Regions from separate parts of the Homo sapiens genome. Here region 1 is linked to region 2. Evidence: chromatin loops called from intact Hi-C (ENCODE). Cell type or tissue: K562. All regions are shown on one strand.

Region 1 (8,000 bases), 240 kb after region 2:
ACTTTGGAAGGTGTTTTGAAAGAGGCTTGTGTATAGCAGTTGCTGGTACCCCTGGAATTCAAAATGATGCCAACTGAATGCCATTTCAAATAAAACCTTTCATTTATTTATTTATTTATTTATTTATTTATTTATTTATTTATTTATTTTTTGGCAGAAGAAAAGAGCAGAGTCACACAGTAGCTCTCGATTTATGAACAGTGTTTTCTAACTCTCAGACTCCCACCGTGTGTGTAGTTCCCTTGAAGGAACTAGGTTGGACACATTTAACAAGAAAATAATTGTATCTCTATATCTGCTTTTTAATTTGAAATCATATGGACCTTTGATTATACTTCATCCCATTCTCATGCCTCCTATGACCAGTTGAGAGGGTGGACACTGAGAATCCTACAGCAGCTTCTTCTGTTTGTAAAATATTGTTCAATGACAAGTCAGACAGATAGAAACCTCCAAAGCATGGTGGCTATTGTGGACAAAATTTGTGAAAATATTTTACATTGGACCTTCCAGTAAGCATTTTCGCAGCCCTAGGTCACATCTTGAAATTATACAATTGGATCCCCCCAAATTGGGTTGAAGTGCTGACAAACGAGAGGATGTAACAGATCAAAACTGATCTGGATGATGGGTGAGTGAAGTGCAGGCAGATAGAGGACAGAGATAAACCCATACATGCCTTACGGGAGTTTGTGGCTTTAAGTGGAGTCCATCCTTGTAAGTGGTGCATTAAACAAAGAGTTTATTGTAAAGTGGGCCTGATCCCTGGAGGAAAAGAAAATTGATTCTTTTTCACTGGAGGGAAGTTAACTCTTTCTGTCCTTTTGCAGCAGAGAAGGTGCTGAACACATATTTAGTGATGAATTTCCCTGGTTAGTTCCAAGGGGTCTTTATGTCAGGAATAGTATTTATTCATACTGCATTTTCTATGTAATAGAGAGGCAGGATTCCCTAAAGTCCCCCGTTATAATCCCTTCATCCCATCTAGCACAGGTAGACTGTGAAAAACACATATTCTAATAGTTACTAAGCTGTTAAAATTGGCTACAATACTTTTATTTTTGTTTGTTTTGCACAGGAGTAACTCAAGATGATTTTGATGTTGCAGTTTTAAATTTCACTTTGACTTGAGCTGGGAAATCCTTTGGCCTATTATACCATGGATGCTAAAAATGGTAAGAGCTGCATGTTCTGCCTTGATGTTTTCAAGACTGAATTTGGAGGGAGAAAAATTATTTTGCCTAAGGATGTCCGTGAAAGTATCAGGAAAACACTGAAAAGCCGGAGAGAAGGGTTCAATTGTAGCGTGCTCCCTTTAAGAGGGAAACGAGATTAGCAACTTTGGCAAATTTTTGGGACTCTATTCAGAGGGAAAGAGAAGAGCTGCCAGTGTCAAAAAAAAAAAAAAAGAAAGAAAGAAAAGAAAAAAAAAAGGATGAATGTTATGAGACAAAGACAGAGGCAATTTTACACCTTTCTGAAAGCTTACCTGGGAGTAGTTTTAGGTCCACTGAGGTTAAGAAAGATGCATTTTTTTTTCTTTTCTTTCAAGACTAAAGGTGGAGTTAGGGGGAAATGAGTTTAATGTGAAGTAGTACTCCTGTCAGTTCTGTTTGTCCTGGGAAGTATACAAGGAAGAAAAGCCTCCGTGGAAGAGAGAGCAAGCACCAGGTGCTGAAGGTGAGGGATTACCTATTACACTAACAATTATGAAAGTTACATTATGATATGAAAGTAGAAACTCTTTATTGCATCCTTCTTTTAAGGAAAAACCTGATTTAAACAGTTAGGAAGCTTATGACTGCTAGACACATATCTGAATTGAATTTTGCCTTTTCATATTAGCAATTACTTTGTTTTCTAAATGCCCTCATGCAAGAATAGTTTACAAAAATAAAGCAGATTTTTTTTTATATCAGGTCAGAAAAGTTAGTGAGGCATCATTTGGGATAATCACAGTGTTTACCCAAGCCTTATTCATATATAAAAATGTTATTTTCTCTAATTGCATATTTTGCCTCTATAATGACTGGTTAAATTCTAAACTGAAATGAGTAATCAATACTGTGCACCTAATGTTCAGATGAAGTCGTAGCTATTTTAGATGGTATGACACTGCTCCAAATTTGGCAAATTGCTATAAAGATGGACATTGAAAGCTAAAAAGTGTGTTTTTGTTGTTGTTGTTTTTTAGGTTCTAACTGAAAACCCAAACCAAGAAATAGCAACAAGTCTAGAATTCTTACTACTACAAAACTCACCTGGATCCCTAAGGGCACAGCAAAGAATGAGCTATTACGGCAGCAGCTATCATATTATCAATGCGGACGCAAAATACCCAGGCTACCCGCCAGAGCACATTATAGCTGAGAAGAGAAGAGCAAGAAGACGATTACTTCACAAAGATGGCAGCTGTAATGTCTACTTCAAGCACATTTTTGGAGAATGGGGAAGCTATGTGGTTGACATCTTCACCACTCTTGTGGACACCAAGTGGCGCCATATGTTTGTGATATTTTCTTTATCTTATATTCTCTCGTGGTTGATATTTGGCTCTGTCTTTTGGCTCATAGCCTTTCATCATGGCGATCTATTAAATGATCCAGACATCACACCTTGTGTTGACAACGTCCATTCTTTCACAGGGGCCTTTTTGTTCTCCCTAGAGACCCAAACCACCATAGGATATGGTTATCGCTGTGTTACTGAAGAATGTTCTGTGGCCGTGCTCATGGTGATCCTCCAGTCCATCTTAAGTTGCATCATAAATACCTTTATCATTGGAGCTGCCTTGGCCAAAATGGCAACTGCTCGAAAGAGAGCCCAAACCATTCGTTTCAGCTACTTTGCACTTATAGGTATGAGAGATGGGAAGCTTTGCCTCATGTGGCGCATTGGTGATTTTCGGCCAAACCACGTGGTAGAAGGAACAGTTAGAGCCCAACTTCTCCGCTATACAGAAGACAGTGAAGGGAGGATGACGATGGCATTTAAAGACCTCAAATTAGTCAACGACCAAATCATCCTGGTCACCCCGGTAACTATTGTCCATGAAATTGACCATGAGAGCCCTCTGTATGCCCTTGACCGCAAAGCAGTAGCCAAAGATAACTTTGAGATTTTGGTGACATTTATCTATACTGGTGATTCCACTGGAACATCTCACCAATCTAGAAGCTCCTATGTTCCCCGAGAAATTCTCTGGGGCCATAGGTTTAATGATGTCTTGGAAGTTAAGAGGAAGTATTACAAAGTGAACTGCTTACAGTTTGAAGGAAGTGTGGAAGTATATGCCCCCTTTTGCAGTGCCAAGCAATTGGACTGGAAAGACCAGCAGCTCCACATAGAAAAAGCACCACCAGTTCGAGAATCCTGCACGTCGGACACCAAGGCGAGACGAAGGTCATTTAGTGCAGTTGCCATTGTCAGCAGCTGTGAAAACCCTGAGGAGACCACCACTTCCGCCACACATGAATATAGGGAAACACCTTATCAGAAAGCTCTCCTGACTTTAAACAGAATCTCTGTAGAATCCCAAATGTAGTCCTAAATTGCAATTATGAGGGCTACCACTGAATCATTTTATCTTTCAGCCAATCAAGTCGTTGTAAACGTGGCTTTTTTGAAAGTGTTATGGCTATGTTTTATGATGATGCTGGGTAAGTAGAGTAAGTTAAACTTGGTAAAAGATAATCTAAAAATTCCATAGTTCTCAGTTATTAAAATTTTTCTTGTTCGCCAATTTTGTATTAAGAATGCTATTAAGCCTAATTGATTAAAATTTATCTTTTTTATTATCTTACATGCTTGTATCTTCAGTTGGAGGTGTAGTATTCAAAAACGGGGAATGAAGGCAGGAAGGAGGCTGGAATAAATAAAAATAAAAATAGACAAGTAAGACAGCATAAATAATACATTTTTAAACATGTCAACATTGATAATACAATGAAGATTTACCATAAAAAGTATCATATCTAACCAAGATATGCAAAAGATGCATTCAGTAAGCTGTAACGTTGAGAAATGTAACTGTGAAATCAGCTCACCAGTTCAAGTCACTAGGTTTGCCACTTGGACCGTCTTGGTTTCAGCGAGCATAGCGAGTGGCTGTAAGAAATTGTCCATGCCACCAATTCCACTGCTACTTGCCCAGGTAGTGATCAGTGAGAGTTAGAAGCAATTTTTTCTCTAACCGATGAGGCAGAAGAAAAGTTAACAGTATTTAAAGCAGCATTTCTCTCTTAACGTTCCTGGGAGACTCCAACAAATGGAGACCAGAAACAAGGCAACCACGACCTTGCTAGGTTCTCTGAGGAGGGGACTTTCTATGTTCACGTCCCACCTTCTTCGAGGACATGACCAAGGGACAGGATCATACAGATGAGGTGAGGGGATGGTTAGCAGCGATAAACATTCTCAGACCCTTGGAGAGAAACCGTTGCTAGCTTGCTGGTCCCGAAAGATTGCAACTTTGGCTGCTACAGAAAGGATAGAACCTTTTTGGGGGGAGGGTGGGGAGGGAGATATTTATTTGTGCCCAGAAGCAGTTATGTATGCTTCTTGTCTTGGTTACTGTACAAGATACAAATGACTCGAGTTGTGGATTGCAAGAAACTCTTTTATTAAACTTGGAACAACCATTTAAATGAAGGATTTTGTGAGATAGAATTCAATTAAAGCGATTTGAATGCACAGTAAGTGGATAATCTGAGTACAATGAAATTTCTTAAGTTTTAGAACATGAGATAAAGTTGTATACTCTACTTTCATGTTAAAATGTTAATCATGATTACTTTAAGCCCACATCCACTGAGTAAAGAGTCACTTTAAACTTTATAAATCAAAGAGATATTAGGAACATTCAGAATTATTTGTGTTTTGTTTTTGTTTTACATTGTTGCTGCACTGGCAATAAGTATGTGGCACTGTTTTTATTTGTTTATGTTATTTAAATACACACCCAGACACACACACACACAGTTTTTGCTTTTTCTGGAAAATCTTTCTTTCTCTTCTCTCTCCATGAAAATTAAAACACACAAGTGAATGAAGTAATTACATAGTCCAAGATTAGAAATACAAGTAAAATATATAGGTATAGGTAGATAGAGTGCCTTTCTGTTTCTTTTCTTTTCTTTTTTCTTTTTTTGTTCTTCCTTCCTTTCTTCCCTCCTCCCCCTCATCCTTCCCTTTCTCCTTCTTTTCCCTTTTTTTTTTTTTTTTGACCTGGGAGTAATAAAGTTACTTTTTAAATGCACGTATGCAATCTTTTATTCCTCTTGTTTTATGGATAAGAGATTTGTTCAGGTCAAAAGTTGCAAAACTGTTCTGAAGCTTAATATTAGAGACCCAAGTAAGATTGTTTTTAGTCTTGCTTGAGGAATGCACACTCCATTTAAAAAATTGTGCGCTCTGTAGATTTGGATTTTACAGCAGCAATTACTTGGCTAAATTAGAGTACTGCAATCTTGTAAGTAGAAAACAGCCACCATGACAATAAACAAAAACACTTAAAAATATTTTTAGCTTGTTTTACCTACATCTAGTTTCATTTCATCTTGCTTTGCTTTGTTGACTCTGCTACCGCTGATGTTTGCCTTGTCAATATCAGAATAGGGGCATCAGTGTCCCGTGAAATACATTTTGTTGTGCTATGAGCCTCTGTAATCAAATGCTTGTACTCAGAAGAGAGTGTAAAATCAGCATTTCTATGTAACATATATCTCTAATTATCTGTGTAATTTTATAACATACTTTGACAACCCCAGTGAGTTACTTAATAATAAAGATCTTAAAATAATGCAAAAACTGTGTGCATATACCTATATTTTCAGTGGTATAAGTTCTCTTTGCTGATGTGGTCAGAATTGGGTACAGTGCACCAAAAATAAGAATGCTGCTTCATAGAAAGAGAACATAGGCAGCATTGTAAAGCATTTTTATGGGTTTTTTAACAGCTTGTACAACAGGTATATCTGAAGTAAAAATTAGTTGCTTCTGTAAGTATCACAAGCAGGTTCTATGTAAAATGGCAATTCTAGTTTCAAATGCCCTGCCAATAACGAGAAGTTGGTTGAATATTTTTTCTTATGCCATCCACTTTTTCCCCCAAAATGAAATTATTCAATGAAGTTAAATAGATTTAAAATGAATTGTGGCATCAAGGTATTGCTCTACCATGTGCTATAGTTTCTGAAGGGGGCCCTGGAGAAGTGAGTAAGACTAAGGAGAGAGAAGAAAATATTATTTTCATGTGCCACCAGATTAGTGAGTATTATCAAGTGATTGATGCATGGATTTAATCCCCACAATAACATAGTAAGGTGGATTTTTTAAATTTCCATTTCATCGACTCTCCCATCATCTTCTTTTCCCTAACAAATTCCTAATTGGAAAACAATGTGTTCGGGTTTATAAAAAAAAAAAATACAGCTGTATTTCCAGTCCCGATGCAGGTTGCTGGAGGGTAGGGTTAACTGGCATAGTTCTGGCACATAAGATGTTAGCAGGAATCTATGGGTGCGGCTTTTATGAAAGCTTTTAAGCTGACTTGGCTGGCTCATGCCCTGTTCCTCTCCCTGCTCACCTTTCTCTCCATCTGGACCTCTAACTTGGTAGCTTATGCTCTTGAAGCCACCTTGTAAGAATGCAAATCAAGGACACCCCCTACAAGGGAAAATAGAAAGGTAAGAAAGACTGCAGCCCTAGATTGCACATCTCCAGACGTCTTTTTCATAAGTGAAAATAAATATGATTTCTAATTGACACAGCAATATATCTAAGGGAAATTATCCAGGAAACAAGCCTGGTTTAAAAAAAAAAAAAACGATGCACAGCTTAGGTCCAACTTGTACTTGTCCATGACAGTTGATGGAGTTGATCACTGTGGAAACAGCTAGCTTTCTTTCTTGCTTTTTTCTTTCTTTCTTTCTTTTTTTTTTTTTTTTGAGACAGTCTTGCTCTGTTGCCCAGGCTAGAGTGCAGTGTCATGATCTCAGCTCACTGCAACCTCTGCCTCCTAGGTTCAAGCCATTGTCCTGCCTCAGCCTCCCCAGTAGCTGGGATTACAGGCCTGCACCACACCCAGCTAATTTTTGTATTTTTAGTAGAGACAGCGTTTCACCATGTTGGCCAGGCTGGTCTCGAACTCCTGACCTCATACTTTCAAAGGAGTTGAGGACATGCCACTATCGTAAGACACACACACAAAGGATTGCTTTTGGCCTGGAAATCCCTCTGAGATGCTGGTGGTGGAGTGACCTTGATAAAAGGATTAACCAGGCCCACTGCTCTTTTGCTTCTTTCTTCCCCCCAACATAAAATCCACAGAAACCTGGATAAAGCAGGCACTGTACAACTTGGGCAAAAAATAAAACTGCTAATACTGTCTCAGACCCTCTATCCCTCACCAAGACCAAACTTCATCCATTTAGAATATTTGAGAGGATTTTTAATACACACAAAGGAATCCAGATTTTTCTTTAAATATTTGTATTTCATCATTTCTGAGTGGGCCAGGACATGTGCTGAGTGGATTCTCTGGGCCACTTTTATGTAAATTTTTAGGCACCAGATTCTACTCAGTTTAATATATTCTATCTATTAGTCTCATCAGTTACAAGCCTTGATTCTTCTGTTCTGAATGTTCTGTAAGGCGTGTGCAAAGTCCTGTGTCTTTTAAGGTAAGACTTGCCTGTGGATATCTAGAAACCACGCCTATTCACCCTGCGTACTCTATAAATCACAAAGCCCTGACTCAATTCTAAAATCAGCGTGGCCTCTCTCTCTCTCTCACTTTCATTTTTAAAGGAGCAGTATGACCCAGGCTCCCGAGAAGAGAGCTTCTGGCTCCACATGCAAAATGCAAGTTAGTGTTAACACAGAACACACAGATTATGCAGCAGGGAAGCACTTGGTAAATTCCTTTCAAATGTTCCCCTAGATAGGAGGTCTTTGAAAGCAAAAACTAGTAACCGAGATTCAGTCCAGATAAATCTGTG
Region 2 (8,000 bases):
GCCATATCTCACATATCCCACACTGCGTTCTGGTTTAAGCTATCCTCAAAAGATCAGGATTTCACATTATAAAAGGATCCTGAACTAATTGTTCTCTGAGTTAGCTCTAACTAAACTGATTTGAATCCCAAAGTAAAGAGAGTCTATAAATCTCAATCCCAATTTCAAAGCGATCAGGAAAGATGAGTCCAGCCTCAGTGGTGCATGGATACCCTCAGAAGCAGGGTGACAAAAGTGTGGATTTTGAGCATCCAAAATGTTTGGCCCTTAGTCATGGCTAATAAAATATTCTCTAAGTACCGATTTTTAAAAATTTAACTTTTGTAAAGAGCGTTTTATGAGTGATGCTGTATTAGTATCTATTGCTGCATAACTGATTGTTCCAATATTTAGATGCTTAAAACAATAAATGTTTATTCTCTGTTTCTCTGTATCAGATATTTGGGCATGGCCTTACTGGGTACCTCTGGCTCAGGATTTCTCTTGAGCTTGCAAACAAGGTGTTAGAAGAGGTTGTATTCATCTCAAAGCTTGACTAGTGGATGATCCACTTCCCAACTTGCTCATATGGCCCAGGTCCTTACTAGCTATTGGCTGGAGACATATGGGACCCTCCAGGGGCCACTCACAACGTAGACAGTTGCTTGCTTTATCGAGAGCAGGGGTTCGAGAGAGAGAGAGTGACACCTACACTGAAGTTACAGTCTTTTTATTACCTGACCTCAGAAGAAACATACCATTGCTTTTGCCGCATTCAGTTCAGTAGAAGTGAGTCATTATTAATAGGTCCAGCCTACACTCAAGTGAAGGGGATTTCATGTCGGCTTGAATATCAGGAAGGTGGGATCACTGGGAGTCATTTCAGAGACTGCCTACCACAGATGTGATAGTGGTGTTGTGGCAGAAATCCTCTGCGCTCCTGCTACCCCAATGGTGGCCCACGGATTAGCAGCATAAGACCACCTGAAAGCTTGATAGAAATGTAGCATCTCAGGTCCAATCCCACCCAGGCCAGCTGAATCAGAATCTGCATTTAACAAGGTCCAGAGATTCTTCATGTGCATACCAACGTTTGAGAAGCTCTAGGCTATAGGAGCTTCACATAATGAATCTTAGAGGAAACTACTTTTAAACTGACACCCACGCACCGGAGTCTCTATCTTGGAGCAGATGGTGATAAGCTGATGAGATTCTGCTTTCTATGCTTTTCGAAAACACAGGCTTGGGCAGGTAATCCATAGTCTTAAAATGCACACACAGTCACAGTTTAATGGCTTAATGATGAAGCCTGAACTTTTGTTGGCCATCAGACGTTAACAATGACCACATGGACGTCTCCGATTCCTGCATAGCATTTATAGGGAAAACCAGATCTTTGAACTTATGAAAAACCCCTAACCCATCATCCAAGCACCTTTCATTCCTAGAGATTATCAGAGTTTTCATTACAGGTTAAATTCTTTGTAACTTTTTCATGTGGAAACTATCCCGTTACCTCCTGTTAGTTCTCCTGCTGAGTGCAAATGGAGTGTATACTCTACTTCCTACAGCTGTTTTGGATTTTGTTACATTTTCCAGGTTTTGGGAAAAAAAATGTGCTGACAGAATGTGGCTTCATCTACAACTCTCAACTGATTTAAGAGTATAAACAGAAATACGTTTCCTGATTGTATGTACCAATGAAATAATAATATTATCCAAAGATCCACTAGCCATTTTATTTTTAGAAACTGGGCATTAATTAAAGAGAAACAGAAAAATATGCTGGGGAAAGGTCATTGTGAGATAAAGACAGCAAATATGGCTAGACAAAACAAAAAAAAGATACATTTTTGGTTTGCACTATTTTCAGTGGAAGATAGTTGCTTTTTTTTTTTTTTTTTTTTGAGATGGAGTTTCGCTCTCTGTTGCCCAGGCTGGAGTGCAGTGGTGCAATCTCGACTCACTGCAACCTCTGCTTCCTGGGTTCAAGCGATTCTCCTGTCTCAGCCTCCCGAGTAGCTGGGATTACAGGCACCCGCCACCACGCCCGGCTAATTTTTTGTATTTTTAGTAGAGACGAGGTTTCACCATGTTGGCCGGGCTGGTCTTGAACTCCTGACCTCAGGTGATCTGTCTGCCTTGGCCTCCCAAAGTGCTGGGATTACAGGCGTAAGCCACCGCGCCTGGCCAATAGTTGCTTTTTAAATGGAAAAACAAAAAACAAAACAAACAAACAAAAAACCTTTCCATTCGTATCTGGGCAGAAAGTCAGAGTCAAATAGATATAATTGGAAAAGTTTACTAAATGATGGACTTATGTTACATTTCCCCCCAACTGATCTTTTTTGTTTTATTTTACATAATGGAGTAAAATCCTCTTAAATAAATATATGTGAAAGCAGAATGCTCCAGTCACATTTTATCGTAACAAGATGAAACAAATAAAAACTTAAATCTGAGGCACTAAGAGGTAAACAACTTTTGCTTGGGCTACACAATGACACTTAGCCCGTCTGTTAATAGTGTGGAGAGCACATCTTCCCTTTTTGTTTTCAGGGATGAGGTTGTAAGTAATAAAATTATGAGTAATTTTTGGGCTCTCCCAACTGGTAAAAATCCTCAAGGTGTGTTTTATCAACTCAAGTAGATGGAGTGCTTCATGGTCCAGAATAAAGGGGCTGGAAGATGAAATATGTTGGGATGTTAGAGGCAAGGGGCTGCTGGGGAGCTCATAAAGTTAGAATCACGTTGGGACCTATTTATTGAGAAAAGGCAGGTGAGACAGGGCTAAGAGATTGCTGGGGAGATTGATCCTGGTAATGGCAGCTGGGCAGTCCCAAGTCCAGGTTCCAAAGGACAAAAAAGCCAAATTAAGATCCAGCGAGTCACACCAGAAAGTCCACTCTGGATGACAGAGCACATGTGGTGGGCAGTCTAGGTGTGTTGTAGGTGGTGTTGTGGGAACTCTGACTTTAAGGATTTTATCCCATTTAGGGGGATTGACAAATCCAGGTCACATAATAGGATGCCAGCTATGAAATCCAGGGGTTGGAATAGGGCCTTCACTCACAAGGATAAATATGGATGTTGGTTTGCTTAGCACTGACCCAAGGCAAAAGCTCAGTACCATGCCCTAAAATAGAAAAAAATGTAAGGGATGCTGTGAGTTGGAGAGAGGAAAGAACTTCCAAAGAGACTCAGGTCATCCGTTTGACCTCCTGGATAGAAGTTTGGTGAATAAAGGAGACTTAGGTAGGGAGTGGGGAGTTGGAACACAATGTAGGAGTCTAGATTTAGTCTCTGGACCACGAGATTTGGGGGGTGAGAACACTGAATTGTTTTTAATCTCCTCCTTCACCACCCTGGAGAAGTTGGTAAAGCAATTGTAGGGGCTGGGACGCCATGTGAGTCCATCTGGATCTATCCAGACCGGGAGACGCAGCATGAAAAAAATGAAGATGGTGCTGATATCAACTTGTTTCACTCTGGTCACTTTCCTTCCTCTAGAAAGTTGCTGCTGGGTCAGGGTGATTAGCTGGGGACATGCTTACAGGTTTCTGTTGTTTTACTTTATGTGGTTTCTTATGAGCAAGAGGGAAAGTGCTGATCTTGTAGCTCTATAATCAAGAAGACGCCCTTATTAGTTCCCATTCTGGTAAATAGGAGCAGTATCTAATTTCCTTTGGAAGCAAGGCAGTAGAAGAGAAAGGGTATACTACCATGAAAAGCAATCCTGCCTGGAACCAATGTGTTTGAGTATTGAACTTTGGGTCACACAGAGTTTTTCCCAGCAATGATATTCGAATACATAATTACTCTGCTCTTCATGTGGTATTGGTAGTGCAAAAAACAAGTGTGTACTTTGTATTTATTTTCCAGATTTCCCATTTATTGTTCCCCAAACAGAGTGACGGTGCAAGTTTTATTCCACCACATTGAAAGATAGCTGCTCTTGGCTTCAGGAAGCTTTTTCCTTTCCTTTTATTTCTTTTCAATCCTCCCTTTCTTTGTTTGGTGACTGGGTGCCCCTCCATGTGTCATCTTCTTTCAATAGCACAGCTACCATCAGGAATCATAGCTAAAATACTTAACAACCAATGCATCTCAGGTATGGAACAACTGGAATGGACATCGACCTTAATCTGGAGCAGAAAACAAGGGGCCCTCTGCTCTGCCCAAAGGTTAACAGTTTAATTGTGGGATTGTGGTGAGTTCAAGAGGCTGCAGAAGATATGGTAAGGGGATTCAGGGTAGCAGCTAGTTTACCAAGTGGTATAGAAATATTTACATACTGAGAAATATTTACTATACTGAGATGCTCATATCAGTGCATACTGGCTCATTATCAAGGCTGATATTTGTTTCTAGAATGTGGTGACGGGACCAGTATACTTGAAGCTACAGAGAGACCCTGATGACTAACTGATACAGTCTCCTTATCTCTCACGTTTGTTAATTCTATAAGTACTTATTGAGCATCCACTATATGTTGGACACTTATCAAGGTACTGGTAAGATACTGGTGAATACGACAAAAAGAAATTCCTGCTTATCTTCTAGTAGGGGAGATAGACAACAAATAAAAAGGGAAAAAAGAATGTATGATGTGATTTCAGGTTGTGATAAGTGCTGAGGAAAAACAAAGCACAACAGGCCAGTGGAGAGAAGAAGGCTTGAGAAAGGGTATTGGATTAGGCGTCAGGGAAGACTTTTCTGAGGAATTGACACTTGAGCAAAGACCTGAATGAAAAGAGGAAACAGGCCATCAACTCTCTGGGGAAGGAGTCCCAGGCAGATGTGACACTATGTGCGAAAGTCCTCAAGGTGGGAAGGACTGTGGCATGTTACATGAGCAGAAAGGCAGTACAGCAGGAGCTGAGAGATGGAGGGGAGAGTGTTAGGAGAGGATAGAAAGTAGGTAGTGGCCCAGTGCACCTAGGCCACGGGAAGGAGTTGGGATTTTAATCTGAACATGATAGAGCACCACTGGATACGTATGATCTGAATTATATTTGAAGAAGAGCACTTCAGCTGATGTGCTGAGAAGGTACTTGTGGAGGGATCAGTAGAAACATGGAGTCCAGTTAGTTTGCTTTTTGTTTTTGAGATCAGACAAGGGGTAATTAGGCCTAAAGTTACCAGGGCTCAGAAAATCTACATGCCTGGTTCCAAGCCACACTGTTGAAGTTTGGTCCCAATTTTCCAGATGTCATAATGCAATCAGTGCTGGCCATCTGAAAGTTTAGGGAACATGGCCTCTCACCAAGAACGTGTTACTTGCCCAAACCTCACCTCTTCTCTCCCCATCCTGTTGTAATCTTTGAACTAGGAAAATTCTAACATTGGATAGTTGATAACAAAATTGAAAGACTGTGTAAATACTCTTGAGTTAACAAGGTAAGGGATAAGCCTAATTTTCTTACCATTGGGCTCAAAGGCAATACCTTTGTCTGTTTTAAGAAAACTGAGAACCAGAGTGGGTGCGGTGGCTCACACCTATAATCCCAGCACTTTGGGAGGCCGAGGTGGATGGATCACTTGAGGTTAGGAGTTCAAGAGCAGCCTGGCCAACATGGCAAAACCCTGTCTCTACTAAAAATACAAAAATTAGCCAGGCGTGGTGGCACACGCCTGTAGTCCTAGCTACTTGGAAGGCTGAGGTGGGAGAATCCCTTGAACCAGGGAGGCAGAAGCTGCAGTGAGCTGAGATTGTACCACTGCACTCCAGCCTGGGCGACAGAGCAAGGCTCTGTCTAGAAAACAAACAAACAAAAAACAAAACTGGGAATCACTGATGAGTAAATTTTAAAGCAAAGTGCAGATAGAGCCATGGGGAAAAAGAAAATAATAAGGATGAGGCAAGAAACAGAAACTGGAGATAAGGCAGTTCTTCTAAAAGGCACCCAGATCAGATGGGAAAATGCCAGCTCCTGCTTTCATGCAGTTTGCAATTAGGTTCCAATAGCTGTTTCTCCCTGAGGTCCATCTTCCCACAGTCCAGGGTCCTGCAGTTATCACAATGTTTTGAATTGTGAAATCTCTCTCTCTGTCTCACTACTCTGCCTTTCATCTCTGAATGACTAATACTGTATGCAATGCGTAACATTTTAGGGACACTTTGCAATCATAGCACACAATGGCTACCCGTGGACCACATCTCTTTTTCAGGTTTGTTGGGCCTACAGAGAGTTTTTGGAAATTTGAATAAGCTGCTGTATTAGTTTTCTACTGTTGTGTAGCCAATTACCACATACTCAGCAGCTTAAAACAATATACATTTATTATCTCATCATTTCCACGGCTCAAGAGTCCAGGCACGGCTTAGCCGAGTCTGCTCAGGGTCTTACCAGGCTGCAACCCAAGAGGCTGGCCAGGCTGCATTTTCATCTGGAGGCGCCAGGGGAAAGAAGCCACTTCTTTTTTTCTTTTTTTTATTTTTTGAGACAGAGTCTCACTCTGTCGCCCAGGCTGGAATGTAGTGGTGTGATCTTGGCTCACTGCAACCTCTGCCTCCTGGGTTCACGAAATTCTCCTGCCTCAGCCTCCTGAGTAGCTGGGACTACAGATGCGTGCCACCACGCCCAGCTAATTTTTTGTATTTTTAGTAGAGACAGGGTTTCACCACGTTGGCCAGGATGGTCTCGATCTCTTGACCTTGTGATCCTCCCAACTCGGCCTCCCAAAGTGCTGGGTTTATAGACATGAGCCACCGCGCCCGGCCAGAAGAAGCCACTTCTAACCTCAATCAGGTTGTGGATGAAATTCACTTTGTGCAGCTATCAGTTGTATGATTGAAGATTCTAACATTTTGCTAGCCGGAAGCTGCTCAAGGGCCCTAGAGGCACAGTTGCTTGTCCTGTGGGCTTTTCTGCCATGGCTGCTTACTTCATCTCACTTCGGGGAGGGACAAGTTTCTCCTTTAAGGGCACTCACCTGATTGAGTCTGGCTCATCCACCATCATTCTTTGCTTTTTGATTAACTCTGAATCAACTGGCTTGGAATCTTAATTACATCCAGAAAAAGACTTTCCCTCTAGGTCATATTCTCTTGGCTAGAAGCAAGTCACAAGTTCATCCTACAGCCAAGGAAGGGGGTCACACAACGTATCAGGAATCATGGGAGCTTCTGTTGGGTCTGCCCACCACAGTTGACTACATATACAAATTAGCAAAGTGCACAGAATTTAGTTTTTCAGTTTCTTTTTTCTTTTTCTTTTCTTTTTTTGTTTTTGAGACAAAGTCTAGCTCTGTCGTCCAGGCTGGAGTGCAGTGGCACAATCTTGGCTCACTGCAACCTCTGCCTCATGGGTTTAAACGATTCTCCTGCCTCAGCCTCCTGAGTAGCCGGGACTACAGGTGCCCACCACCACGCCTGGCTAATTTTTTGTATTTTTAGTAGAGACAGGGTTTCATCATGTTGGGCGGGCTGGTCTCAAACTCCTGACCTCGTGATCTGCCTGCCTCAGCCTCCCAAAGTAATGGGATTACAGGCGTGAGCCACCGAGTCCGGCCTTTCACTTTCATTTGAAAAAAAAAAAAAAGAATCAGAGTAGACACTGGGGCCATATTCTCACCTGACATCAGCCCGCAGGAGTGGGCTATTGACAACCCCCTTTGGTTAGACATGCTCCCTGAGTTTCTATTATTCCCCTCTCTGATTTTGTCTAATTGTTTATTCATTTGTGTCAACTGCTTCACTCTGCCATTTATGGTTACAAGTCCCATAGTAAACATTTGCTAGAATTATGTAATGACAATTATTTTGCTTGTGTTTTTGTTGCTTTTGTGTATGTTTAACCGAAGTCTCCTTCAGAGCCTAAAGGAATGTTGGAGATTATTTAATTCACCTATTTTACAGAGAAAACTGAAGCTCCCAAAAGTGACTTTGCCAGGTTCATACAAGTTGTTAAAACCCCAAACTCAAGATTCTTCCAATTCAAGCCCTGCAGCATTTCTTTGAGAATGAAAGCAAAGAAGAATTGGCCAACTCATGTCCCAGGAGACAATCTGGAAATATT

What was found. Peaks named below come from ENCODE experiments on the same cell type or tissue, not always from the same donor. Only the 100,000 strongest peaks of a DNase experiment are listed, where the experiment ranks them.
Region 1: it touches region 2 in a loop (2.4-fold over the local background); 3 of 110 quality-filtered maps call a loop at or near these places.

The regions. Positions count from the first base shown.
Region 1 is chr17:70,129,801-70,137,800 of GRCh38, forward strand. KCNJ16 (potassium inwardly rectifying channel subfamily J member 16) reads left to right here. Exons shown (of 4, transcript NM_170741.4): 3 at 1,079-1,175; 4 at 2,195-5,808. The coding sequence starts at 2,288. The coding sequence ends at 3,544. Among named protein-coding and RNA genes, the nearest start is that of KCNJ2-AS1, 36 kb to the right of the region's middle. In K562, no CTCF peak of the experiment used is centred here; a DNase peak (open chromatin) is centred at 4,441; H3K4me3 peaks cover 367 bases.
Region 2 is chr17:69,890,811-69,898,810 of GRCh38, forward strand. The region is part of intron 4 of LINC01483 (long intergenic non-protein coding RNA 1483); the gene reads left to right. Among named protein-coding and RNA genes, the nearest start is that of LINC01497, 67 kb to the right of the region's middle. In K562, no CTCF peak of the experiment used is centred here; a DNase peak (open chromatin) is centred at 3,491.